Linked DNA regions of Mus musculus: regions 1, 2, 3, 5, 6 and 7 are each linked to region 4. The links are chromatin loops, found by intact Hi-C in ENCODE. Cell type or tissue: left cerebral cortex. All regions are shown on one strand. Region 1 has its middle 100 kb from the start of Gm36251. Region 2 overlaps AU023762 (expressed sequence AU023762). Region 3 has its middle 21 kb from the start of Gm36540. Region 4 overlaps Gm36686 (a long non-coding RNA gene). Region 5 holds the start of Gm39438 (a long non-coding RNA gene). Region 6 has its middle 3.0 kb from the start of Gm36540. Region 7 has its middle 48 kb from the start of Gm36367.

Region 1 (4,000 bases), 610 kb after region 4:
AGTTATTTTTAGTAAGTATACATAATGGCAGGCTTCCTTATGGCACGCACATGCCTGTGCATTATGACTCTTTGTGCTTTTCCCTCTCTATCCTGTTGGTATCCTGCTCACCCTGACATATCCTGTCCTCTCAGTCTGTTTGAATCTAGATACCTTATAGAAGAGAAAGCATTTGATATTTTTCTTTTCTTCCTCCATTGTCCCAGCTTGTTTCCTGTTCTTTTTCCCTTTAAACCTCCTTCCTTCATGTCTGCTTGTCTGTCTGTGAAAATCTAGATTCCACATATGAGAGGAAACATGTATCAGTTTTCCTTACAGTGGTTTGTAATTTTTAACTGGGTGATCCCTACATTCACTCTTTCTCTAGGTCAACATAGCTTTGTTCTTCCTCATGGTTGGAGGATATTCCATTGTGAATGCATGATATAGTTCCTTTATCCATTCATCACTTCATGGACTGCTAGGCTGTAAAATATCAAGTTTAGATATTGAAGGACATAGATATGACTCACCAAACTTGTATAAATAATATATATTGAATTATATCTAGCATTTTAGACAATAACTTAGTCAAAATGGATCATTGACTAAATGTATACCCTAATAGTATAGAACTTTTAGGGAAAAAAGTAATATTTGGATACACAAAAGTTTCTAGTCCTAGCATCAAGAAATGCAATATTTGATCTGTGAAATCCATGATATGGGTTGGTAATAGAGTAGAAATGAAAAGTATGGGAGGGAAAAGAATGCTTGAGTCTGCTGTCTAATGTAGGACATACAGCATAGCAAACCCCTATACTCTATACTAAAGTACAAAACTGAGGGGAAATGTCAGCAAACTTTCTCACTGACACAGTAGCAAAGAGAAAAGAAACATAAAAAATACCCATGGCAGGAAACCCTATCTCCAGTCAGTTAAAGTCCTAAGAGTTTCTGGAAGTTAAAGATCTAATGAAAGAGCATGCACACGTATTCAAAAGGAAAAGCAAACAAAAACAAACAAACAAATAAACAAAAAACAGAAATAGCAAAAGCCATGAAATAAACCCAAAGCAACAACCTTGTGTTCAAGATAGAGAGTGCCTGGACATGCCAGACATTTCTGATGGGAATGCAAACTGGGACAGCCACAATGAAAATTTAGTTCATAATTTTATAAAGAAATAAATATAGTCACTGCACAGCACATTTTATTTCTTTGGCATATAGGAATAAAACTTGCATTTGTGCAAAAATGTCATGAATTTTTCACTGGATAAATGAATACCTATAACAGTATGCTTGGTAACCTTACAAACTGAAGGTAACTCATTTCCTTGGTGGATGGATAACCAAACAACCTACTGCAAATCTATCCAACAGAATATTATATAACAATTTTAAACAGTATTCTTTTAAATTTAAATTTAAACAGCATACATGAACCCTATGCACATTATAGTAAACTAAAAATTTGTGCTCAGAAAGTTATGTGTTATATTATTTATTAAACAATAAATGGAAAAGACAAAGCCATCACAGAAAAATAGGACAGTGGTTTAGTTGGCAGGGACTAGGGTGCAGAGAGGTTATGGCTTCAAGTGGACATTTAGGGGAAATTTTTATTTTACTATGAGCTTTAAAATACTCTATCCTGATGGCTGAAATGATTATGCAACTCTATATGTTCGATGGAATGTATTGTTTTAAAAATGACAATGTAGCAATGTGAGAAAAGGGGTTCCAGCAAGAGAGGAAGTAGAAGCAGGAAGAAAGGAAGGAGATGATAACACAAATGTGTAAAATTCATTATGTAAATGAACAAAATCAAAATAATAAAACAAGAACTAAGACATGCTTATAGACGTAAAAAACAAATATTGCAGCAGATTTCTTTTAAAATTTATTATCTGTAATTGTGTTGATGTGAATATGTGCACATGAGTGCACTGCTCACAGAGGCCCGTAGAGGGCATCAGTTTCCCTGGAGCTGTAGTTACATGTGATGTGAACTGCATGTGTACTGTTAACAGAACCCTGGTTCTCTGTAAGAATCGCAAACATGCTTATTGTTAAGCCATCTCTACAAACTCTAGATGTCTTGAAAGAGGACCTTTGCTTTTGTCTTTTTAAATTAATATTATTATTATTATTTTTATTTTTGGTAAAGGCAAACTCTCACTTTGTGAAACCTTAAGACAGTTTCCACTACGAGAGCCAAGAAGAGCTAAGTATTACTTGTGAGTGCTATGAGAGTCTGTAATTTTTCTGGTCACCCACCGATCCATCAATGTGATAATCTGAAAAAATAAATGCATCTGTGCCAGAGAAGAGTTCATCTCCCAAGAAAAAACACTAATCACAATCACCCCTTTCAGGCTGTGAGCTTAGGATAGCAAGAGATTGATAGTTTGATCAGAGAGGCCAATTTTGCTCAAATAGCCAGACTCTGGGATGCCCATGGCAACGTAATTATCAGAACATCCATGAAATAATGGGAGAAGCTGGGTATGTAGGAGCTGCAGGCAAGAGAGCAGAGTTCATCAGACCTTGCTTTGCAGTTCTGATAAGCCCATAACTGGCTTTGAGCTTGTGGCACGTGTGTGTGTGTGTGTGTGTGTGTGTGTGTGTGTGTGTGTTGCTTTCAGCTGGCTCAGTCCTAAAGCTAATATGCATATTATTGCTCTGCTGGATTTCAGGCCCTTTCTCATTAAAGGCATTCGTAGTAATTAAAAATTGTTCATCAAATATCATGTCCAGTTGCCATGGAATCTTTCCCAGCCTCTATAATTGCAACCAGAGAGCCCAGAACCATCATTTAGATTAACTGGATTGATTCAGAATGGTAGAGTTGATGGGGAAGTCAGGTCTATCGAGATGAATACTAAGCTGAGCTGGCATTCTTCTCCTCTTGACTTTGCCCACAAAAGGTAGTGACTGTGAGCACAAGTGCTAAATTCTCTTTGCAAGCTGGCCAGTGCTGAGCTCTGCCTGTGCATGATGGTTTGTGCCTGCTGTGAGCAGTCCTGCCAAGAAAGAGAGCCAGATACATTCAGTCTTGATGCTAGCAAGGTGCCCTCGAGATGCCGGCTGTGAAGTGTGGCAGAGTCACTAGGTATGGACCAGCTCAGAGATGCTCTCTTTCCTGAAGTTCTAGACTGTTCTCTTTGGCTGCCTTCTGGTTGTCATGCATTTTATGACTGGAGTTCTTTCCTACCTCAAACCCTTCTGTCTTACACTGAAATCTATACATCAGTCTGACATGATGTAAAAACTGGTTTTATGCTTTTAATCTAGAGAAAGACTACTTCTGTACTTTGACTTTGTGTAGTTCAGGACAGATGGCTGGTCTGGTTTATGTTGGCTTTGCTCACGTAGGCCTGGGTAAGATGTTTCACTGCACATAGGATCCTATTTAAGGCAACTTGAATAGGTCCTGCATGTGGTTCACAAGATGAACACAGGGGAAGACAGAGGTATGAGAACTGGCACTGAGTTGGATATTTGTCCCCTCTGCCATTTCACTGACTTTCAAGTTGCTATAAAAATGGCACAGTGAAGAGCTTTAGATGCCTACAGTAGAAGGATCTGCCTTCTTTTAAAAGGATGATTTTTATTTGTGTGTGTGCATGCGTGTGAAAGATTTCCCTTTCTATATCAAGTTTTGTTGAAAATGACCCAATGAAAAGATTAAATATATGAATGAAATGAAAATATCAGTCATTAAAAGTCAACAAAATGATATTAAATGATAATATAATACCTTGTGCAAACTCATCATGCATACTTGCATGTGAATTCTAAAGAAATGTGGCAACTGTAGAATACATAAAATAGAAACAATGGTAAGAAGATTAGCAGGTTGCTATGCAATGCCTTTTGCTGTCTAGAGCTTAGGAAAATGTGGGTTCACATGTTTTCCTTTTGTTGGTACATAGCATGGTAGAGAGACTTCCAGAAATAGTTTGGCTACATATCAAGTTGCCTCATTACAGCAATTTCGCCAAAGAGTATGAAG
Region 2 (4,000 bases), 120 kb after region 4:
TAGAGACTCAGTGTTATCCTTGGGGCTGGGCCTGGTCTGTTGTCTTGAGCTCTTTCCTGGGCTCAGTTTAGCAGCATTCTGGACCCCACAGGAGACCAGCCACCAGCAACGCTTTCCTGCCTTCCTCCTCTGCTTAAGAGTGGAATTTCCGCTGTGATATGTACAATTGGACAGTCCCTGGAGTCTGGGACTCTGGCCTGATCTAATTTTATACTTTGGTGGGTCATTGAAGAGGGTCCCAGTGTCCACTTTGGAACCTTCTGCAGCCCAGATGTCTACACAGAGGCTCGGCAGCTGGAAGATTGTCTCCTTTCATAGGCAAAGCCTTGCTTGTCACACAGTGGCATCTCTGTGCAAGGGTAAATTTGACTCCTCTACTTTGGAATTATCCTGTGCTAACAGAATTCTCAGACTCACAGGTACGTGGATAATTAGGACTCTTGTTAATCATTCTGTGTCCCTCTCCCCTCCCCCGCCCTCCAGCAATGAGATTCACACAGATTAATTACTGCCTGCTATAAATAAATGTAGAGAAAAGCAATCTGCATAGGAGAGGCAGAGGGTAACTGTCATTTAATATAGCGCAGCTTTCCCGCACACCTGTTCTCCCCTCGCCGTCACCATGGAAACCACACTTTATAAGAGAAGCTATGCATAATTAGCATGGATGGAGGTCTATATCAATCAGAATAATTTGGAAGAATACTAAAAGCCCGAAGGAGCAGGCAAAAACTACTTGTCTCAGTAGGAAGGGATCAGATCTCCACTGTGTGGTAAATGAGGAGGCAGTTACAGTAAGAAATCAGCAAAACTAGAGATTCTGGGTCAGCCGAAAGATGGGGCGGCAGCCTGCCTGCGCGGGAGAGAGAGAAAACTTTGTCGTTGAGTTTGCTTTTCTTTTCAAGCGCTATTTAGGGCTGCGCAGAGGAAACACGAGCCAGACAACCAGATATGTACATCGCAAGGTGCCGGTGCTGGAACTGCAAGAAGTTTAATTGAGTGTGGGGTGGCTGTGCGCACAGGGGACCTCTGCGTCATGGTTGGCAGTGGGCCTGGGGTGAGAAGCTAGAGGGTCTTGGTGCAGAGTGTGGGGCTTTTCTACGGAACATCGAGAAGTGGGGCTTTAGGAGGCTTGGAATTGCCAAATTGCTTCTGAGTGTGGGCAGGGACCTTAGTTTATTTCCGTGCCCTAGTTCTTGGAGGATGAATGGAAGTCACAGAGAGAAGAAACAAGCCCGAGGTTTCAAAGCCGCTGAGGTCCTTTCTGAGACCAGGGCTCAGCATGGTTTCTCCTTCACTATGTTTGTTGGGCCATGGGGCCAGACCAGGGCTTTGCTCATCTAGGATAGGAACTCAGGCCTTTCCCAGAGCACCTGGCAGACACAGGTTTCTGTGTGGTTTTCTTTCAAATGCAGATATGTCTTCAGTCACGTGATTAAAGCCCCTTGGTTCTACAAGCATTCATTTTTAGTAATGGGATAATAGCGTGCTCAGGACGCATAAAGTTTCCTGTAAATTATACATTTCCCAGTAGGCACCAGGGCTCACTGTTCATAGAAATGGACATTTACTTATTCAACACGCATGCGTCACCAGTTGGTGTGTGTCAGGATCTACTGCAGGTGCTGGGCATAGTCATGTCTAGGACATCATCTTCCGTTTTTGTAGATTCTGCAGTCTGCTGGGGGAACACGAGATTCTAGCCCGGAAACAAACGAATAACGTCTTAGATAGTTGTAGAGTGCCCAGATGCAGGTGGGCAGCCCTCAGGCCAGGGCCTGGGCCAGGACTTTGGAATGTCCTCTACTTGCCGAGATGTGCAGCAAACAGAAGTCTTAGGTGAGGAGGTGCTGTGGTTGGGGGCCACCACTCTGGGGGCGTCTGTCTGCCCATTAATTTGAGACTAGTGTAGGCCAAGAAACCCCCAGTAGCTCCTGTTGTCCTCACAACAAAGTAAGGGTTTGTAGCTCAGCTACAGGGCCAGTGGTCCTGCCTCATCTTTCTTCATTGCTATTCTGTGCTTTATCTCTTTGTGGTACTGCTAGGAGTTGAAATAATAAAAAGGCAGACTAACGGCAAAGCGTAGGGAATAACATTGAACGTTTATAAATCAGCCCTTACCAATGTACCTGGTGTTATGCAAATTGCTGTGTGATGTTTAACTCATTAACTCTTCAAAACACAGAAACTATCATTAAGTTGATTTTGCAGAAGAGAAAAGTAAGGGGGGAGAGATTAAGGGTTTTTTTCCCCCAAGGTCAAATACCTAATTGAATGATGTTCTAGGAGTTGAAACCAAAACCTGTTTATGCCATTAACCTCTGTGCTAATTTGATAAATCACTAGCATCAGTATGTTAATAGAAAAGGCTCAATTTCTACAGTTCTCACATTAAGAGAAACGAGAAGCAGAAACTACCATTGCGGTATGTGTCTGATGGGCAGAAAAATATTCGAGATCCAATGATCTCCAAAAATCTGCACAAATTTTACCCCTCAGATTCTCCCTGGAATTAGAATTCTTGCAATAACATGGTGAAATAGATCTGCTCTCCGCCTTCAGGGTGAAGAGATGGTAATTCAGAGAAATTAGATAACAAAGTGAGACCTCCAACTCTCAGTGCTTCATTAAAGTATGGGATGCCTTTCAGACATCCGTCAGAAGTCCTGGGGTGACTACAGACCCTGGGTGACCTGCTCTTGGCCACTGGTAGCATCTTTTATATAGAGATAGGATCTCATGTATTCTAATTTGGCCTTGAACCTTCAGGGTCGTCAAGGATGACCTTGAACTTCGGATCTTCCCCCTTCCGGCTCTTGAGTGCTGGGGTTACAGGTTTGTGCCATCATGCCAAGTCTACGCGGTAGTCGGGATGGACCTTGGGGCACTCTACCAGGTTATAACTCCAGCCCACGATGGCCTCCTTAGAGGTTCTTCAGGGGAACCTGGAGGCTTGCATGCTGTAGCATCTAGGGGTGTATTTCTCAGCACTCTCAAGGAACTCAGTGGCTGTGCTTCAGTGCCATGTTTGGTCTTGCCCACCAGACTTAATAGAGACATTTTCTCCTTCTTGTGGTGCCTGACAGGTTTCCACTCAGACTCTTCTTTGCGGGTTGGGTTTTCTGTGTGCTGGCCTGTCACATTTGTGGTCTTAACCCTTGCTCTAGCTCTTTCTCCTCAGTGCTGGTGAATCACCTGCCATCCTTTGGCATTGATCTTCCATTCCTATCCAAGGTCTGCCATTGCCAAGCTTAGCAGGTATCAGAATGAATCCTTCAAAGTCCCCACCAAGAGCCAATAAAGGTTTCTCCTTGTCCTTCCCCAAAGAGAGCTCGCTTGTCAGGTTCTTTTCACCAGCGTGAGGGTCATCTACTGGACCAGTTATACCGTCACTGTTTATTGTTCTCATTTGGCTGTTGAATTACTGGTACCTTCTTCTATACCATTCAGTTTTCAAGGGCCTGCTGTCTAGGGATGGAGGAGACTTCTATAAGTATGGTGAGCAAGGAGGACAAGGGATGAGCCCAGGAGCTCTCAGTGTTTATAAAGGTTAAATTGACTCCTTTACCCTATTCTACTTTTTGAGGACAAGTGAGCATGTGTGTCTGAGAACAACCTGTCACACTATTCTGGTTGACTTTTATGGTCAACCTGATACAAGTTAGAGTCACCCGGGAACTTCAGCTGAAGAATTGCTTTTATCAGATTGGCTTGTGGCCACATCTGTAAAGGATTGTCTTGATGGCAAATTGATACAGGAGGGCCCAGACCACTGTGGGTGGCACCATCCCTAGGCAGGCATTGTCAGGATGTATAAAAAAAGCTAGCTGAACATAAGCCAGTGAGCAAAGCAGGAGACAGCATTCCGCCATAGTTTCTGTTTCATTTCCTGCTTGTGTTCCGGTCCTGACTTCCCTTGACGACGTACTGAAACTTGGAAGTATAAGCTGCAATAAACCTCTTACCCTGCCAAGATGCATTTGGTCATGGGATTTATCAC
Region 3 (4,000 bases), 140 kb after region 4:
CCACAGTGACCTTTGGAAATTCCTACCCAGAACACATACCTTGAATTTTCCTCGGTTACTGTTGTCTGTGCCATTGGCACATTTCAAGCCTTAGGGATGTGCTACCTGTGCACTGGACTACTTGTTGCCCAACTCTTTCTGCTCCACCCGTGCCCCATTGGTCCCAAGAAAGGATCTCTTCTAAATAGTAGTTCCCGATTGGCTAGCACTGTCTGCATCAACAACCCTTGGTCTCTCAGGCAGTGCTCGGTGAGTCCCGTCCCCCCCCCCCCCCCACCGCCCCTGCAGGAGATGCCTTTGCAGCTGTGCAGCCCTGGTGTTTACATAGAGGTGGCCACCACTGCTTCTCCTATAAGGATGAAACTACTTCACCTTAGAAATTGCAGTGGCTTAATAAATACCTAGAGACGGGAAAGATGACTCAGTAGTTAAGAGCACCGAGTATATGTGGGTTTGAGTAAAATGGCCCTCATAGGTCCATAGGGAGTGTCACTCCTAGGAGGTACCATCAGAACCCTCAGCTAACTCTCCAATACCATGTTTGCCTGCTTGTTACATGTTATCTGCCATGATGATAATGGACTAAACCTCTGAACTGTAAGCCAGCTCCAATTAAATGTCTGCCTCTATAAGGGTTGCTGTGGCCATGGTGTCTCTTCACATTGGTGGAAACTCTAACAAAGGCAGTGTATAAGCATGAACCTGAGTTTGTGTAAAGAGAAGGGTATGTCTACATTTGTGCTTGTAATCCCAGCACTGTAGGGGGCAGGAGGGCTGATGGACCTTGTTGGCCATCATTCTAGCTCCAGGTCCAGTGAGAGATCCTATCTCAAGGGAAAAAGGTGGGGAGTGGTGGAGCAGGAGAGTCGATGCTTTTCTGTGTTCTCTACATGTGAAAACAGTTACACACACATGTGGATACATGTGCATATATACCACATATGCAACACCACCACTAACAGCTACCACCAACCTGCACCAAATTTGTTCTTTATTATTATCCAACGCTTCCAACAAAACATATGAACAGTGTGCTAGTTACACTGTGGATGGGTCCCATGCATGTGTGTCCACCCAGTTATGGGTCTCGTGCATGTGTTTCTATCCACATATTCTTTGTACAGGCTTAAATAAAAAATAAGGGTAAGACTAGGCAGGAGCTATTTCATTTTTGTTTATTCTGAAGGTGGTCATCTTCTACCTGCACTCTTCTTTTCCTCAAGGTGCTGGTGGTATGGTGGAAAAGCAGCAAGTGGGTGTGAGACCCTGTTTTGAGAGGTGAGAAATGAGCACGTGACCAGAGTTTAGGCAATGAACCATGAGACTCAGTGTAAGCTGCGTGGGGGAATGAGCTGATTTGAAATGCTTGGTGTTGTCTCAAAGGCTAGGCTGAGGGCAAAGCTAAGCTGCCAGGGAGTGGGAAGGAAGAGAGTCATTTTAGTGGCAGTGGCTGGTGACCCCAACTTCACATCTGGCGCAACAGGAAACACACAGGCCGATATGAAGCCTTGGCCATGTGGGGGTGGGAGTGGGGGTGGGGGGTGGTGGTGGTGGGTGGGTGGGGGTGGGAGTAGGCTGCAAGAGCCAGGTTCTTTTTCTATGTAATTTATCAACAACAAAGAACCCAAATCCTAAAGTTTACATGATAGGTGGAAGGAAGTTCTGATTACTCACAGAGGTTTGGTGCTGCTTTAGAAAGACGACAGCGAGAAAAGCATGGCGACCTGTGGTATCTATAATCCTCAGGCTCAGAAGGCTGAGGCAGGAGGATTGTCATCAGTTTGAAGCCATGGGAACTTAGTGAGTTCCAGGACAGCCTGAGCTGAAGTGTGAGACCTTGTTTCAAATTGAACAAGAAAAAGGAGTTGTGAATTTTCAGAAATGAAATTTCAGTGTTTTTGCTTTATGATGGATTTTAATCTGCATGTGGCATCCAGCTCTTTGTGAATAGCTGAGCTCTCCAACAGCGACCCCCAGCGATATTGCTGGCCCCCTGTTTCCTTCCTTTGAGATTCAGCATTGCAGACAAAGATTACCATCACCCTGCAGATCCCAGGTCTAATACCTGCCACCCTCTCTGGAGAGCTGTGGGTCACATCCCCAAGCTGGTCCAATTGATTCCTACATAGGCATCATCAGAAAGTGGAGACTTGCTTTGGTTGGTCCTTGGTGTCATGCATACATGCATACACACATGTATGCACACATGCACACACATGTTCTCTAGGGATAACATACAGGAGAAAGCTCTACTTTTGTAGATCTTTTGGACTTTCTTTTCTCACTTCCCCTCTCCAAAAAAATAAAAAAGGGATCTTGATAAATTCGTCTTCCTATTTGAAGTGCAGAGTGAGTCTGTGCGTGGTCCTTTAAAAAGTAGACTACAACTTACTTATGCTCAGGCCATATGGACTCTGGAGTGGGCGTTTTCGGTGCCAAAATAAACTCCCTGGAATTGCAGCCATGCACAGTGAGGGTGGAGAGTCTTCTTGTCACCTTAGGAAACGAGTTTATTTTGAGCAGTGTAGAGTGGGTTTTTTCCCCATTATAAAACCAGTGCAGGCTTATTATAGAAAATTGCGAAAATGTAGAAATGGCAAAGTTTGGTCAAACTTTGAAGAGTGGAGGTAGAGTCTGGCTGATGGCTTCTGGTCCAGCACAGAGAGAAAAGGAGGGAGGGAGGGAGCAGGTGGTTGAGCACCTTAGGCTTTCTGGGCTCCACCTTGAGAAAGCCACACCCCCATCCTGCAGCTGGCTGTGAGATGGTTGGATAAAGGGGAAGAGAAAAGCCCCCACAGGCTGGCTGGCGTCGGAGATCTGTGCTCCTTCTCCAACTTCATATCACAATGACCAAGTTTCTCTGGTCCCCCAAACAAGCTTTCCACTGAGGAAAAGTGGGCTTAGCAGAGATCACTGCTTTCCCCTACATCAGTGTCTTGCCGAGAGGGTGTGAGAGCCCTAATGAAGCTGGAGAACAAGAGCGATCACTGCTTCCATCCACGGTGGGCTGAGGGCTCCTGCTTCACACCAGCCTCTGTGCTAGGGGAACACATGACACGTGTACAGGTGTGGTGCTGTACTTCCAGCCTCATGATTTAGTACACATGCATCCTCATGTATGACCGAGGGGAGAGTGGCCTGCGGTCACAGGACCTCAGGAAAGGCTGTAATCTTACCTTGTCTTGTGCACCAGATCCTCATCATTTCAGACCCAACTGGAGTCGACATCATTCTCTATTCATGTTGACCCTGAATAAGACCCTCTGAGTGTGAAGGACGACAGAGGCTTGATGGAGCTGGAATGGAAGCTGCCTGACTACTTTTTCCTGATACGATATGTCAGCTCTGAGCACAGTGTGAATGAGGATCCAGCCCAGGACCCAGACCCTGCCAGCAAGGGACCCCTGGGACTCTCTTTTCAACACCCCTTAGACAGCCAGTGTCCAAAACCGAACTCCACTTGTCTTCTCTGAATTATAAACCTCCCAGAACTTCCAGAAAGACTTTACTCAGGCCTTATGGTAACGTCTGCCCTTAGGTTGTCTGTACTATAAGCTATCTGGGTAAAGGAACAGTTGCCAATCTCGCTTTCCAGAAAATGGCTAGGAGGGGATTCATTTTGAGTGACTGGTGAGTAGACAGACTCTGGATGTGAGATGTGAAGATCTGTGGTGCAAATATTGTACACAGACACTTGCACACACATTTGCATACATACTTTCACACACCTTCACACATACCTTCACACAGACTCACAAACACACACACACAGACACTCACCGACATACACACAGGCACACACTCAGACATGCACACAGACATGCACACAGACACACACACACACACACACACACACACAGACAGACAGACACACACACAGACACACACACACACACACACCCCTTCAGAAGCTCAGCCCTGGAAGCTCTTCTTCATGGTAACCAGCATTGTGTCTTGTGATCACCACAGCACATCACCTTTGATTTCCCTTACTGGCTTT
Region 4 (4,000 bases):
TGTGATGGACCCGACCTCATAGATTTTAGATTTTGGACTATGTGGTTGGAAGAAAGTGAAAGCTTTTACAGACTGTGCTGCAGTAGGAGCTTGGAAGACAATGCAGGGAGCAGTGAAAAGGCTGGAGGCCTGGCGTGGGAAGTATCAGAGCGATGTCTCAGAGCCCCTTAAAGACCTAGGGGGGCCATTCATGTGATGCTTTGAATGAACAATCTGTAACTTTTGGTCAGCTTGGACTGAGAAATCAGCTGCAATCACAGAGAGACCAGCATCACTGAAATGAAATCTGGAATTTATTCAGTCAGGGTCACCACTCAGAAGGCCATGGTCTAGGGAGGTGGCCAAGGCTGCCTCTCAGGTTGGTAGTCAAACTTGGTAATACATAAGAGTCTCCAACATGGTACTGACTTTGAAGGCAGGAAGGAGTTATGGATAACAGCCAAGACTTAGCCCGATGTGGCAGGGATGGAGTTCCAGTAGAGGGGCCATGAGGCTGTGGGTGAAGCTGTTTCCATGGAGACCCCAGCATACTGGAGATGCAAGACTGGTGGGAAGACCACGAAGGACAGTGGCAGGTGTGGAGCCTGGGTGATAGCCTTCACATGCTGCTGATGGCAGAGCCAGAGCGATGGGGCTACCCAAACCCTTTGGAGCCCAGAGGATCATGGGTGACTCTAAGACTTCAGACACTATTTATACTGTTGAGATGGGCACTTTAATAACAGTAGTCAAAACAGAATGGATTTGAAATAATTTCTATCCTTCCAGTTCCTTACACTGCCAGCAAATGGGACATCACCTTGGGAACTGGGTAGGATTGACCATTACCCACCTGTCCCGGAAGAGGTGCCACCCGAGGGAGCAAACGTCTCCCAGGCTGGCTGACTAGCAGTCAACATGCAGTCGAAAGCAGAGGGGCAGAATGCCCCCGCCCCTGTCCCCGCTTCTCTCCACTTCCTGACCTGTTTTGCGAAGGAGTCTGCTCTTTGGGCTCAGAAGCACCCCTCTCTTTTAATATCCACCGTCTTATAGACTGAATCCACAGTCAAGAGCAGAGCAATAAGGGCTTTAGTGCTTTCCTTTGGCTCAAAGGTGAAGGCTCCGTGCTACACAGGGCTGTCCTGCGCATCCTTTCTACTGGGTCATACGGTTTCCTACATTTTACTGAGGCAAAAAGAGGTTCTGACAGGGTCAGTGTCCCCCTCAAGGCTGCACAGCAAGAAGCAGTCAGATGTCAACCTCCAAGCTCAAACTGTTCTTAAACTGCTGGTGTTAGGGCTTGCTGGGTCCAGCAGGCTACGCTGTGTTTGTCCCATGGAGAATGCAGACCCCTGTGCTGTTGAGAGTCTGAGCTAAGGTTCCTGTGTCCTCAGCGGCCATCTTTAGCTCTTTGTTCAAAGTGGCTCTCAGTTTGTTTATTATAGACGCAGAGCCTGGCAACCCTGACTGCTGCATCAGAATCTGCATTTTAATTAATCTATTATTTGTGTGTGTGTGTGTGTGTGTGTGTGTGTGTGTGTGTGTGTGTGTGTGTGTGTGTGCACGTATCTCTGAGGGTGTATGTGTGTGTGTGCATGTGGAGGTCACAGGACGACCTCAGCTGTTGTGCCTCAGGTTCCATTCACCTTGCAATTTTGAGACATGGTTTCTTGCTGGCTGAGAACTTGCCAAGCAGGCTAGGGTGGATGCTCACCGAGTTCAGGGATCTGCCTGTCTCTGTTTTCATGTGGGATGGGGTAAGCATGGACCACTGCCTGAATTGGTTTATTTATTTTTTTTATTTTTTTAGTCCTTCCTTCCTTCCTTCCTTCCTTCCTTCCTTCCTTCCTTCCTCCCCCCCTCTCTCTCTCTGCCTTCCTACCTTCCTTTCTCTCTTGTGTTGGGGAATCAAACCTTGTCCCTCACCTAGGGCAGGCAAGAATCCTACTATAGAGAATATGCTATAGAATATGCATTTTAACAAGATCTTCTTGTGATCAGAATGTACCCGAAAATCCAGGAACTGCTACAGAGGGGCCCTTCTGAAAGGAAGGGCTGCAGGCTATATGGGGAGGGGGCATCAGGGACACAGCAAAATGCACCACGCTAGCGTGTCCCCAGAAATAGACATTTCCCTGCAAGGATGGACAGAGACAAACCCACCCCTTGCATTTATTTCCAGGGCAACGGGTACCTTAGAAGCTCCGGGACTCAGTCGTTGTGACAGTGTGTGCACACTAGATGGCAGCAGAAGGATGTCGGAAAAAAGTTTGCTAGGCAGTTGGTCTAGGGGGTAAGACAAAATGATAAAGCCACATGGGCTGGGGAGGGGGGCAGCTGAGCCATGAAAGGAGATTGCTGGGGTGACGTGAAAGCAACGGGGACGGGCAAGTCCAGAAGGCTGTCTTGTGGAATGAGAGAGTTGGGCATTTGTCATTGCTTCTTCTTTTCTTTTTGCTTTTTTGGCCTCTAGCTATGTTAAGCACATGCTGTCCCCCACAGGGATGGGGCGTCAGCAGCTGGAAATGGTGAAGCTGCAGAGAATGAGGTGTGGGTAAAAAGTCCCCCATCCTCACCCCCGTCCGCTTGGTTCTGCTCCCGGAGGTCAGGGGAGGCAACAGCCGGACAGTTTGCAGCACTCGTCAGTCACAGGCAGGCTGCACGAATGGGAACATCCTTTCTCACCATGCACCGTGGGCCCTTGGCATGCACCTGCACAGCTCTTAGATGCTGACTTTTGCTGCCTTTGGCCTGAAAGACTGGAGCGAGAGTTGTTGGTGTATAGTCCGTCCACATCCACATAGTTGGCTGACCAGACTGGGAAAGAGTATTCAGGTTTTCTTTGGTTCTCTCCGTTCTTCATTTCCCTTGGGCACCCAGTGACAGCCATGTTAGAGAGGCTAGAGACCATCTGTGGACTGGAGGAATTTGGCTTGGAACAAAAGGCAAAGGAAGGCTCCATTACCCCCCTGAATTGTGGGGTCATCTTGTTAAACCTGGTCTCTCTATTTTAAAAGACTTATTTTTATTTTATGTATGTGGGCCTTCTGCTGGTAAGTGCCTGTGCACTCTGTGTGTGCAGTTCCCTTGGAGGCCAGAAGAGGGCCTCAGATTCCCCTGGAACTGGAGTTATAGATGGATGTGGGCTATCACATGGGTGTTAGGAATCAAACTCGGATCCTCTAGAAGAGTAGTCAGTGCTCTGAATTGCTAAGTTATCTTTCCAGCCCCAAATCCTGTCTCTTTATCATATGGTGCTTGGTTTAAGCAGGCCTATTTGGTCTGTGGAGATAAGAGTTTGAAAATTTATTTGGGAACCCACTTAAAAAAAACAAACAAACCAAAAACCAGAATGAATTTCAGCCTATTTGAAGGCAGTGCTGTCTGAAATAACCTGGGGTCATGACAGATAGGTGGAGACACTGGTTTTAGAGATTTCAGCATTCAAGTTTAGACACTGATTTTTTCAAGTGACTATCTGTCTTTAACGGAAATTGAGGCTTGGTGAGATTGCCATTGCTGTAGACGTCTGCAGGCTTAACGGCAGTAGGGTTGTGGATTGTAGGATGGGTGTGAGAACATGTCTTCGCTGTGTCTTGTTGGAGGCTCTCAGAGATCCACTGTGCTCATTTTAGCAAAGCCAAGACAAGCAGACACGAGCCAGGCTCTGTGCTGAGGACTGAAGACACAGGGGACTCATATGAAGCACAAATCTAATCAGTGCTGCTCTCTCTCCCCTCCCTCCCTCCCTCCCTCCCTCCCTCCCTCCCTCCCTCCCTCCCTCCCTCCCTCCCTCCTTCTTCCCTCCCTGTTTCCCTCCCTCCCTTCCTTTCTCTTCCTTCTCTCTTAAACTCTTTCCTTTTCCTTCCTCTTATTTTCCTTCTACCTTTTAAATTTTCAACGTTATTTTGTTTTATTGAGAAAGGTTTCGAGTAGCCCAGGCTGACCTCAACATGCTGTATAGCTGAAGGTAACCTTGAATTTCTAAGTCCCTTGTCCCTCTGCCTCCTCAGTGTTGGGG
Region 5 (4,000 bases), 190 kb after region 4:
AGCCTGTGTGCTCCGGTTCACAGCAATCTGCTGTCCATCACCACATGGTTACCCTCAGTGCACCTTCAGACGGGGTGCTTTGGTCCACACCCACACACCAGTCACAGCACTGCCTCCACGACAGCGGGGTCGGATGGCCTTCATCCTGCATCTCTCAGAGCTCTTCCTTCTCGCCAGACACAGGCTGTGTGGCACTCCTGGGTTTAGGATTGACCCTATCCAGTTTTCTCCGAGGCCCTAGAGATGAGCACATGGTTTGGCATCCTAAACAAATGCTCCAGACTGAACCGGGCATCTATGGCTCATCGTTTAGCATGCAGTTGGGACTCATTATCTGTGTCCCGAGTTGAACCCACCCTTGTCTTGCTTGGCTGCCTCTTTTTAGAATAAGCAATACCAAAAAGGAGACAAAACCAGAATCTTACCTCTCCCTAGGGATAAGCTTGTTATTTTTTGTCAACCCTGTGAGATTAGAGCTGGAGGTGGTGACCAAGGGGGATCCGGAAGCCAGAGAAGACAGGAGGTCATCGGGATACACACGTGTGCACACACCGTACATGTGAATAGGCAGAGCTGTAGCAAAAATGAAAAGAGAGGAAACTTAACAGACTGGGAGAGGCTGAGCCCAGAAGATGGACTGTCAGGGATGAATAGAGGTAAGAAGAAAAGACAGGAAGAGGGAAGATTGGAAAGATAGGGCCAAGAGGAGGAGAAAATATGGCCAAACCATATCCTACTTGGGAAAATATAGCACAAAAGCCCTGGAGAGAGACTCTCTGTCACAGGGTATGAGACAGAGACTGGAATCCTAGCTATGGATCTTAATCTCTTCTCCTATGGCTGACTCAGTGGCAAAGATGAGGATAGTGGGGTGTTGGGTGAGGGGGACACGGTGAGCCCCTCACTCATCACCATGACTATGGTCTGAGTACTTGTAGTGGTGTGAGATGTTTGCAGAGCCCTTTCTGTATCCTTTTACAGGATAAAATCTCCGAGGTTAGGGCAGAGTGCTGTGATGACCCCCCCTGGGCCCCCGTGTGCGTGCCTCTGGCCTTGTGAGGTTAGATTTGCAGTACCTCATGAAAGAATAATGAGCCATATCAATGTTTAAAGCCGCCTAATGCTCCTTTCAGTTCAGCTGTCTAGAAGTTTGCAAAGCAGGGGCCATGGTTCCCAGGAGAAGGCCAGGAGACATGACCGAAGGGCCATAGGCAGCCAATGTGGCCATCAGAGCCTTAGGTGGGTCTGTGGTGGGAGGATCCCAGCCAGCGAGGGGAACGATCAAGGTCAGTGAACAGCATTCTGCAGGAATTACCTTCTTCTTGAATGTCTAGATAGACCAGACTCAGGAGCCTAGGAAGACTGTCCTTTGTGCATGTATGGGTGTGCATGCATATGTTTGCGTGCACGTGTGTACACATGCATGTGGGAATCAGAGGACAGTCTCAAGTATGGCTTTTCAGGTGTTTTCAGGTGGGTTCTCTGGACCTAACTCAGATCCTGACTAAGCTATCTTTCTCCAGCCTTAGAAATAATTTCTGAATAAGTCCTCAGAATAAATCCTATATCACAAATAACATCTTCCTCCATACATTTCTTTCCCCATATTCCAGTTATTAAACTGCATTGTGCCCCAGCCCCAAGCTCCGGTTCTTGCATTCTTCTGCCCAGAGATGCTGGGGTTGATGTATTCTGTCAGCTGGTTCCTTGTGACGCCTGCCAGTAGGGGGCGCAATAAGAAGGCGTTTCAGATGCTCCGACCCGCAGCTCCCTCTTCAGTGCCTGATGGGTCCACGCACGGGTTAGGATTTTTGCAGCAGCACTCTCACGGCCCACCTCGCTGGGACGAGTTTACTTGGAGGTATCACCACCCAGTCAGCTGCCGCCTTCATTATCTAGATCCTGTTCTGAGGAGTTCTTCTTCAGACTTAAAACGAAAGTTTTATTTATGTATACGCGCGTTTGTCTGTGAGAATAGAGGCCACACGAGGATGCCTGCGGAGGTCAGAGAGGGAGTCAGATCCCCTAGGGCTGAGGTTATGAGCATTTGGGAGCTTTCTGACATGCATGCTAGGAACTGTTCCCAGGTCCCCTGGAAGAGTCGCGTGTGCTTCTAACCACAGAGCCATCTCTTCAGCCCCTCATCTTTACACTTCTGAGATTTATTAATTCAAGCGTTTTTTTTTTTTTTTTTTGTTTTTTTTTTTTTTTTTTTTTTTTAGTATTTCCATAATTTTAGGGATGCACTGGGTGACTAGGCTAGTCTTGGTTTTCCTGGGACTTTTTGAGTTTCTAATACCGACATTCAGGTGTTCTGAAATTCAGCACATCTCCACAAATAAGGAAGGTTGGTCATTTCAGGCTGAGAGCTGCCTCCCCCAGCTGCTCCCTCAGGCACCTTGTTAACGATTTTATATCATGATAACAATGATAAATTAGGATGAATTTTGCCTGTCAAAGCTGTCGCTATGATTTCTATTTCCTGACTTGAACTTCTGTAGCCTCATCTCTAACTCTTAGGAACTTTGTTAAGCCAGACAGCATCTTCTAATTAAGGGCACACTCTAAGGTGCTCAGTGAGGGGAGCGCCTGTGGATTTTTGCTGCTGCTGTGGTCACTATTGTTACAGTACAGCTTAGTGTGGAAAGAAAACCCTGAGAGTGCTGGAGGTGGCTTGCATTATGCCCCTGGGGGTCCTTCCCAAGCACTGTGGGGGTGCATACCTGTAATGCCAGCACTTGAGAGATGGAGGTGGGAAGATCGGAAGTTCAAAGCCATCCTTAGTGACATAGTGAGTTCAAAGACAGCCTTACATACAGGAGACCCTGCCTCAAAAGAGCAGCAAACAATCTCACCTGTGTGCAGCTTGTCCACACATATCCCAGCATCCACCTCCCTCCTCCCAGCTGTGCTCTCTGGCTGCTGTCCAAGGCAAGCACCATCATCTCTGCACAGGAGAGAGTGACTCAAGTCACCCAGGCAGTCACAGATGTCTCGAGTTTCAAACTCACTATAAAAAAAGTTTCAGGGACTGGGAAGATAAAGCAGATAGAGCACTGGTCTCACAAACAGGAGGACCAGAATTCTGGCCTGTAGTGTCCACATAAAAAGCCAGTATGGTGGTCTGCTTGGAATTCCAGGCAGGGACATGGATCTCTCAGGTGAGCTGGGTAGCTAGACTAACCAAATCAATGAGCTCCACATTCAGCAAGAGACCCGGTGCAAAAACAAAATGGGGAACAGTTGAGGAAGACAACTGTCGTCAACCTCTGACCTGCACATAGATGCACGCACACACACATGCAGAACACATACATATATACACACATGCACCACAATACACACACATACACAAATACACACATAAACACATACATACACACACACGAGTTTCCTCACATGCTTTGGGTTTTTCTTGCATGGGGTTCAATGCCTGGCAAGCACTGGCTCTATTTAATTTCTCACACCAACTGCCTCTAACCTCTATGCCCATGCCTTTGGACTTTGCCTAGCTCTGTGGGCGAAATGCACCACGGAGACACGTAAACTAGGGGAATGAGGCTGAGACTCCTGACTTCAGCTGCATATGGCCCCAACCCTGGCACAGCTCACAATCTTCAGTGGATTTGCATTTTAACTAAAAGCTTTCTAGAACCTTGGCCTCAGACCTGGTCTGCTTAAAAGGCATTTCCCATAACACTCAATTTTATTAATACCATAAAACACTCTGCGCTAAATCACTGGATCATTTCGTATGCAGGAAACACCCTGTCTGGCCGGCTGTCTTTGGATAGTGATGGAAGTGTTCCTGTAAAGGATGGAGCTAGGTAGCACTGGAGAGGGTTCGCCTAGAAGACGGAGACTGTGGATGTTCTGAGGATATCTGGGGCTGTCTGCCCACCACCCAGCACAAAAGCCAGGAGTGGTCTGGTCTGGTGGTGTCCTGGCTCCCAGACAGCTTATAGTACAATTAATGTGGAAACTAAGGAATTTGTTGGAG
Region 6 (4,000 bases), 160 kb after region 4:
TATCCATCCACAGATAGATAGATTATATGTCTACTCTACTCTTAATGTTGTGTGTGTGTGTGTATCCTAAAAAGCTTATTCAATTCAGTAAATATTTCACCTTTATAGCCCTTTAAAAATCTTAACAATCTTGAGAGGCACATGTGGCGATCAGAAGAGAGCACTGGGTGTCCTCGACTGCTCCCACCTATTCCTTCCAGGTGGGGGTCTCTCCACGAACCTGGAGTTGTTTTCTCAGACAGTCTGTGTCTTAGCTGCTGTTCTATTGCTGTGCTGAAACACCATGACCAAGACAACTTATAAAAGAAAGAGTTTAAAACAGCATATAATAGACAGAGGTTTCAGAGGGTTAGTCTGTGATCATCATGGTGGGGAGGGTGTTGGCAGTCAGGCATGACCCTGGAACAGTAGCTGAGTGCTTACAAATGCAAGTAGAAGGAAGAGAGAGAGAGAGAGAGAAAGAGAGAGAGAGAGAGAGAGAGAGAGAGAGAGAGAGAGAGAGAGAGAGAGAGAGAGAAGGAGAGGGGGAGGGGAGGTCTGGTGTGGATTGTTAAAACTTCAAATCGTACTCCAAGGTCACACCTCCTAGTCCTTCCTAAATATTTCACCAACGCGGAGCTAAACACTTAAATATTTGAGCCAATAAGGCCATTCTCATTCAAACCACCATAGCGAACCCCAGTAATCCTCCAGTTTCCACCTACCTGAGACAGGTGTTATAGGTGTGCTCAGGGATGCCCAGATTATTTTGTGAATGCTGGGATCTGAACTCTAGACCTCATGACTGCTCTGCAAGTGCTAGAGCACCCTCTCTATCTAGCCCCACCACCCTGTTTTCTTCTTCTTTTCTTTGTGATGGGCTGTCTTTTAGCTCAGGCCAACCTCAAACTATCTGTATAGCTGAGGGTGACCTTGACCTTCTAATCTACCTGTTTCCACTTCCCAAGCATTGGCATCACAGACATGTTCTTAAACAGTCCCTGATGTCATTACCATAGTTGATCTGCCAGTAGTTGTAGTTTTCAAGAGGAAGTTGTCCTTAGTGTGGGGGCCATAGGACACATGGTCCAGGTGTCCTTCTAGCAAGGGGATTCTCTGAAAGGATGACTGGGGATCTAGTAGGATGCAGCTCCTGGTAGGAATGGCTTTGTAGGGACATCTCCTGTTCTAGAGGGGCAGAGATGCAGTAAGAAGATAAGCAGAAGAAGATGCTGGTCCAGACAGCCAGTCTCTACTGTAACTCTCTGAGGGGAGACTCAGAATCAGCTGATATGAACACAGCCTTGGCCTTACAGGACTATCTGGGTATCCTTTTGTGATCATAAAGATATCCTTTTATGATCATAATGCTTCTAATGCACATGAATAGACTTCTCTTCTTAACCAAGAATTTTTTTTTTTAAATCACACTACGAAGACATTGAAACTTTTCTATTCTAGTTGACAGAAAGCATCAGAATTATTCAATGTTAGTAAGTAGATGAGGACTTACTATCCTGAAGTTCTCATTTGTCATCTCCCCTTCCCCCAGTGAAATTCTGTTTTGAGCAAAGTCTTGGGAGTTGTATGGAAGGGAGAAGCAAACAGCCTCACGTGTTTGGCACACCCAAGGTTATTTCACAATCTGCTCGATCCTTTCGCACATTCCAAGGGAAGCTTATGTAGGCGTATCCGGGCTTCGCCAGCTTGCACTTAAGTTTTTAAGAGAAAGAAACCAGATCTAGAGTTTAAAAAAAATAAGAATAAAAATAGTTGAAAAAAAAAACAGGCTGACATACTTATGTAGAAAGAATCAGTCTCATTTTAATTTTGATGCTAAGTCTGTAGGTTCATCAATGATAAAACTCTCTAAAAGCATTCTTCACATCACCCTGAAACCTGTAACAAGTCATGCCCCATTCTATTTCACTTGAAACTGGAAATTAAATTTCAAATAAAGGTTCCTATCAGGTTACTTGGTGATAGCTTACTCATCACAGGCACATAGTCCATAATTGGACAAATTGGATTAAGCATTTAGAAATTACCCTTGGAAATAATTATATGATTCTAAGGTCAGTTAGGAAGGAAATGAGTGAGTTATTCAATGTTTTGAAGGCAAATTTCCTATCTATAGCTTATCTGCCTCCTTCTCATCTATCTGTCTGTCTGTGGAGGTTTGAATGAGAAATGTCCCCATAGGCTCTTGGTTTCCAGCTGGTGACACTGTTTGGGGGATGTTATGGATCCTTTAGGAGGAGGAGTTTTGCTGGAGGAAGTCACTTGGGGTGGGCTTTGAGGATTTATATAGCCTTGCTCCACTTCCTGTTCTTACTCTCTGCCTCCTACTTCTGTTACCAATACCTTACTCTCCATGACGGGCTCCAGCCCCCTGGAACTATAAGCCTATATAAACTCATCCTTCCTTAACCTGTTTTGGCCATGGTATTTTATCATAGAGACAGGGAAAAAACCCTAATAAGTAATGAGTCACTGTCTGACTTCTTCTATCTATCATCCATAGATGTCTATCATCCAACTGTAAGCCTACATAAACCCATTCTTCCTTAAGCTATTTTGGCCATGGCACTTTATCATAGTGACAGGAAAACAAACTAATAAGTAATGAGTCACTGTCTGACTTCTGTCTGTCATCCATCAATCCTCTATCTTAGTTTATAATTTTCACTTTGCTTTCTCACTCTTTGGATTCTCTATGATAAACGTTCTGAGACTTTGTCATGTCCCTGTCTGCACTGCACCTTCTTTTCTTCGTCTTGCTGCCTCATGCACCTGCACTGGAAATTCACATGAAGGGCATTTGGGAGCAGAACACATTCCATTTCTTTCGTTTTCTCTCCCCGAAACTCATTCTTTTTTTTTTTTTTTTGAAGACCCCTCTATAAACACGTTGCCAGGTTACATATAATCTATTATTAGGAATGCTTCATCTTCTTCTGTGTAAGCTGTCCCTCATTCTACTCCCTGGCTCTGCAGTGAAAGATAACTGAACAGTCTCCACCTCCTGATCCTGCTAAGAATCCGGAATCCTACTTCTCTTCAAGATGTTTTAAAAATGGGTTACTGATATCTGAACATGTTTATTTGGTACACCATAATTATTTGATGTGTGAATACAAATATGAAACATTAATGACTCTTTCTTTTTCTACTTGTAGGTTTGTGTGTACGATGTGTCTGCCTGGTGCCTATGGAGGCCAAACAAGGCCTGGGATCCTCTGCAACTGGATGGTTGTGAGCTGCTATGTTGTTGGGAACCAAATCCAGGTCTTTTGCGAGAGCAGCAGCTGCTGAGCCATTTCTCCAGCCCTAGCAATTAGCATTTCCATTTCCTCTAATAATTATTACTTCTGTGTGTTTGGGAACTGGAGTTGCTTGTTATCTACTTACTTAGACATAGGTCATAAACTGCTATAGATGAATATTATTCAACAATATTGTAAACACTACAACTATTTCTCCATGTAGTAAAATCTTGATATTCAGTCTAACCTTTTTCTGTTTTCTCTCTCCTTTCTTATGCCTTCCAAGTCTCTAATAATGAATACTTTCATCTCTTCTGTGAATATTTTACTGTTTCCCAACTTTCTTGGGTGAGGCAGAACATGCACTAGATGTATTCTGTGCTTGGTTCATTTCATGTCACATGATTTGAACTATGTGTCTCAAGTTATTGGACTCCATTATTTTTATTTATTTGGGTAAATAAAATACAAATAGATTAAAATGAGTAAAATAATTTTTAAGTATTTTATGTGTGATTCCTTTGCTGTCCATCATAGTCTCTGAATCTGAGGTTTCTTAAGGTAGCCTTTTCTTAAAGAATTGATGCTTAATCCAGTTGTGCCATCAGCCCATCATTATTTTAACTCTATTTACATTAAGGGCAGACATACTCATAACAACTTCAAGGTTCCCTAAAAGAGATCTTTGGCATCAGATTTCTTCCAACAATGTCCTCTGGAAACCATTTTAAGGCTGATCTGCCTCTTACTTACTG
Region 7 (4,000 bases), 380 kb after region 4:
ATTCACAACTGGGTAAGATTGATGACGGTTTCCCTCCTTTTTCAGCATGCACAACAACCTTCCAGTACTATGATAACTAGCCAGTAGGGATCAAAGTTACAGGTCAGGACTAGCTTGATGCATCCATGTTCTCTGACTCAAGTATGTGATGATTTTGTGTTTGGGGAACTGTTTACAGAAGAGTTAGCCTCTATGGAGGGAGGCATCCCTACATGCCATAATCTAAGGAGCTGGAGAGATGATGGCTTGATGTACTTGCTGTGAAAACAGGAGGATCTAAGATTATGTTCTTAGCACCCATGTGAAAGCCTAGGAGAGCCACACGTGTCTGTAACCCAAGTGCTGTGGGGCAATGACAGGAAGATTCCAGGAGCTCAGTGGCCAACCAGACTAGCTCAAACAGCAAGCATCCAGTTCTGTGAAAGACCTTGTCTCAAAAAATAACATCGGTTACAGGAAGACACTTGATATTCTTCTCTAGCTTCTACACGAATATACATGGGTGTGTATACTGCACACACATGTGTACATACACCACACAGATATACACATGTACATACTGGACACGAGATTAATTGAGCAACTACTGAAATCAAACATTGGGCTACAGGGAGCCTACAGAACCACCATGATAAATCAAGACAGGAAAAAAGCCACATGCTGTGTCTGTGTAGAGAGGAACAGGATCAGGGAACAAGAGTGCTATACAGGGAGGTGACAGCTATGTTGGACTCTGACAGATGTGTAGGAGTTGATCACACGGTAAAAGGAAGAAATCCTAAGGACTGGAGAAGTAGCTCCCTTCTTCCTCCCACACTCATACCCTGCCCCCCTCCCCCCCCACCCGGCCAGCCGTCATACGCAGAAATAATCCTGGATCCCGAGGGAAGAGGAACAAATGTTCAACTCCGCACTGTGAGACTGTGCTCGCTTGCTAAGCATACCCCTGCAGCACTTGTGCCTGTGAAATGCATTTCACGGCTCATCTGTTCCATAAATGAGATGTGAAGGCAGTTTACACCTCGTTTACATTTGCGCTGTTTTAAGGAACAGTATAGATTCCACTCCACCCAAGGAATGAAATGAGGTCGGCTGCCCTGTTCTTTCTATGGATTGAATCCACACAGCTCTCCGGTCTCACCCAGGGATACAGAATCCTAAGTGCAGGATAGAGCAGGTACCCAGGCAGCTCCAGAAGTGCAGAGGGAAGCAGGCAGTGTGCTCCTTTGACAGAAGGGGTCCAGCACTGTGTTCATGGTATATAACTTAATCAAATAGAATTCAGTGTTCAGTTATAAATCTCACTTTTGCACATAGTCGTACCTGAGTACCTGAAAACAGTACTACAATTCTTTCATGTTCCTTTCCTGTCAAGAGTGATCTCCAAGATGAGCTCTGTTGTGACATTTATATCTATAGACTCACTGGGCTACTCCAGAATTTCATATACACGAAATTAAATACTGTGCGCTTTTCTTTAGGGTCTGGCTCCTTTTGCTCAAAGGATACTTGTGAGGGCTCTCCATGCTACACCATGGCTTCATGGCTCACCCCTTTAAATGGTTAAGTAGCATTCCAGCGAATAGGTATGGTGTTCCCTGGTTGGTGAAACTTGATTTTGTTCCTTAGTCTTTGGTAATTATGAATAAAGCTACCATGAGTACGCTTATACAAGATTCTGTGAACTTAGGCATACTCAGGTCTCTTGGGGACATGGGCTGGAATGGAATTTCTGGGATGTAAGTGTGGGTGTATTTCAACTTCCTTAGAAACTGCCATATAGTTCTGCAGAGCCCTCAGTTTGCACTCCCACAGACGGTGGACCAAAGTGCTGTTTGTCACGTGGATTTGAGGCAACCACGTGACTGAAACCCCCACAGAGCAGCACAAACTATTCAAGGGGTCTGAGACAAAAGCCAAGGCGGATGGTTTTGGAAGAGAAATGATATGGCAGCTTCCTATTCACAGATTTTTTTTTACTGTGCCACATCCTGTCTCTCGAATGTCCTGCTCCTGATTCCAATGTTAGAACTCACTCTAAGTGCAAATGCAGTGTATTTTGCCTCCTGGCTACTTACCTGAAGGGTGTCAGGCCCATGTACTAGAGTCACTTTTGTCCCTCTTCCTCTAGAGGACAGATCACCTTGCCATCTTTAGCAAATTGGTATTTATAGGTTGTTTCAATTTTTTTGTGCTTGGAAAACACTAGAGCACACCTTTCCCTTCCGTAGCTTTATTTCTGTTCCATGGTGAGCTCTGGGTGCCTGCCTCTCTCCTGTGTTCTCTTGTGGCTTGGTTTTCTCCTGTTGACAAGCACGCTGCCTTATGTTAGCCTTCCTTACGCAAACAGCTTTTGCTTGTTTTAGTCTCTTTCATAAAATGTCTCTTTAAATTATTATTTAAAGAGGATCTGACTATGTAGCCCTGGCTGGACCTATGCAAATCCAGCTGGCCTCAAACTCACAGATCTGCTTGTCTCTGCCTCAAGAGTGCAGGGAATTAATGATGTGGGCCAATACAACCAGGTCAACTTTTATTATTATTTTTTAAATGTTACTTGCTTTTCAGAAAACATTTATCAACCAGAGATACAAATTGAGCCAAATTTTATTTTCTAGAAATACAACAAAAACCAGAGGCAACAATAGGCTTTGATTAACACCTTTCAAACCCTCTCTCCAATGCTAACAGCTCTCCATTATTTACTAGTAGGTACCTAATGATGTATCTAGATATAGGTTTTAAAGAATTGCTTTGAAAAATTCAATGTAAATTCATTTCAATTGTCTATCTCGTGTGATGTTAGGTATACCCAATGAAATACATTAGTGTCAAAAGATTCTTTTTTATATACATTTCAAATGATGTTTCAGCTGTGTAATCTGACTTTGGGATGTAGTTTTGGAAATCTGTACAATAAAAGGTAAAAACAAAATCAAATGCATGCTCTGCAGCCCCCAATATTTCTAACGTTTTTAGTTATCTGATGTTTCAAAGCGGTTTTATAATATTGATTTCTGTACTTGTCAGTTTCCATTTTTAAACCTATCATCAGTATTTCAGCTTGGAATTTCAATTTCATTTCTTCATTTTGATTTATCACACACACATATACTATATAATATAATATTATATAATATAACCCTAATAACGATTTTCTTCAAGGGCTAGTAGATGTGGGACTTCCTGAGTCCTTGCATATTTCAGAATCATTCCTAGTTCAAGTCATCTTTAAAAAACGACTTGGCAGAATGTGTAATTACTGCATCACACCTCCTTTATCTCAGGGCTTTAGGGGTATCACACACTTGTCTACTGATATTGTTATCAGAGGAAAAACTGAGATCAACAGAAACCTCACCAGAATCCTTTCCTGTGTGTGTGAATGCACATATGCAGTGCCCCTCCACATGCACACACATATGCACATACAGATGCACACACACATGCACACACATATGCACACATGCACACACATATGCGCACATACATGCGCACACATGCACATGCACAAATAGATGCACACACATGTACACACACACATGCACACACATGCACATACAAACACACACACATATGCACACACATATGCACACATGCACAGACATACACATGCGCACACACACATACACACATGCACACACAGGAACACACATATGCACACATGCACACACATACACACATACATGCACACACATGCATTTTCACATGCATATACATTTGCACACACATATACACTTGCACACACACACATTTGCACATGTATACACATACAGAGAGAAAACTGTATGTAACTTTCTCCTTATGTTGTAATAATTGATTTGATTCTTTCTTTTTCATATACATTACATATAATTTCTCTGTTTCCTCTAGAGACTAGTAATGTGTACTCTTGACTTGTTGAAGTCTATTACTAGGAACTGTCAACTCTTTCTTGTACTGTTAAAGTTTTTCAATTAAATTTGTTGCAGATTGTAACTGTCTCCATATTTGAATCCAT

The links. A loop is a pair of places that touch in the nucleus more often than their neighbours do. Peaks named below come from ENCODE experiments on the same cell type or tissue, not always from the same donor. Only the 100,000 strongest peaks of a DNase experiment are listed, where the experiment ranks them.
Region 1: it touches region 4 in a loop (4-fold over the local background); 2 of 42 quality-filtered maps call a loop at or near these places.
Region 2: a loop joins it to region 4, with 3 times the contacts of the local background. A loop is called at or near these places in 6 of 42 quality-filtered maps.
Region 3: it touches region 4 in a loop (3-fold over the local background); 2 of 42 quality-filtered maps call a loop at or near these places.
Region 5: a loop joins it to region 4, with 4 times the contacts of the local background. A loop is called at or near these places in 22 of 42 quality-filtered maps.
Region 6: a loop joins it to region 4, with 3 times the contacts of the local background. A loop is called at or near these places in 2 of 42 quality-filtered maps.
Region 7: a loop joins it to region 4, with 7 times the contacts of the local background. A loop is called at or near these places in 2 of 42 quality-filtered maps.

The regions. Positions count from the first base shown.
Region 1 is chr9:113,021,047-113,025,046 of GRCm38, reverse strand. No RefSeq gene overlaps it. Among named protein-coding and RNA genes, the nearest start is that of Gm36251, 100 kb to the left of the region's middle. In left cerebral cortex, a CTCF peak has its summit at 1,942 (motif pointing right); no DNase peak of the experiment used is centred here; H3K27ac peaks cover 697 bases.
Region 2 is chr9:113,504,627-113,508,626 of GRCm38, reverse strand. All of the region lies in intron 2 of AU023762 (expressed sequence AU023762), which reads left to right. Among named protein-coding and RNA genes, the nearest start is that of Gm36540, 38 kb to the right of the region's middle. In left cerebral cortex, no CTCF peak of the experiment used is centred here; DNase peaks (open chromatin) are centred at 352, 836 and 1,539; H3K4me3 peaks cover 800 bases; H3K27ac peaks cover 3,063 bases.
Region 3 is chr9:113,487,286-113,491,285 of GRCm38, reverse strand. No RefSeq gene overlaps it. Among named protein-coding and RNA genes, the nearest start is that of Gm36540, 21 kb to the right of the region's middle. In left cerebral cortex, a CTCF peak has its summit at 2,002; DNase peaks (open chromatin) are centred at 2,052 and 2,447; H3K27ac peaks cover 3,361 bases.
Region 4 is chr9:113,628,057-113,632,056 of GRCm38, reverse strand. It overlaps Gm36686 (a long non-coding RNA gene), which reads right to left. Exons shown (of 3, transcript XR_379911.3): 3 at 3,296-3,658. Among named protein-coding and RNA genes, the nearest start is that of Gm36686, 3.5 kb to the right of the region's middle. In left cerebral cortex, CTCF peaks have their summits at 2,204 (motif pointing right) and 3,065 (motif pointing right); DNase peaks (open chromatin) are centred at 2,234, 2,603, 3,058 and 3,550; H3K27ac peaks cover 3,656 bases.
Region 5 is chr9:113,439,981-113,443,980 of GRCm38, reverse strand. It overlaps Gm39438 (a long non-coding RNA gene), which reads right to left and starts at 219. Exons shown (of 3, transcript XR_871308.2): 1 at 1-219. In left cerebral cortex, a CTCF peak has its summit at 1,717 (motif pointing right); DNase peaks (open chromatin) are centred at 278, 1,751 and 2,861; H3K4me3 peaks cover 342 bases; H3K27ac peaks cover 3,508 bases.
Region 6 is chr9:113,469,604-113,473,603 of GRCm38, reverse strand. No RefSeq gene overlaps it. Among named protein-coding and RNA genes, the nearest start is that of Gm36540, 3.0 kb to the right of the region's middle. In left cerebral cortex, no CTCF peak of the experiment used is centred here; DNase peaks (open chromatin) are centred at 1,252, 1,610 and 2,217; H3K27ac peaks cover 3,552 bases.
Region 7 is chr9:113,245,941-113,249,940 of GRCm38, reverse strand. No RefSeq gene overlaps it. Among named protein-coding and RNA genes, the nearest start is that of Gm36367, 48 kb to the left of the region's middle. In left cerebral cortex, no CTCF peak of the experiment used is centred here; DNase peaks (open chromatin) are centred at 347, 912 and 1,818; H3K27ac peaks cover 3,319 bases.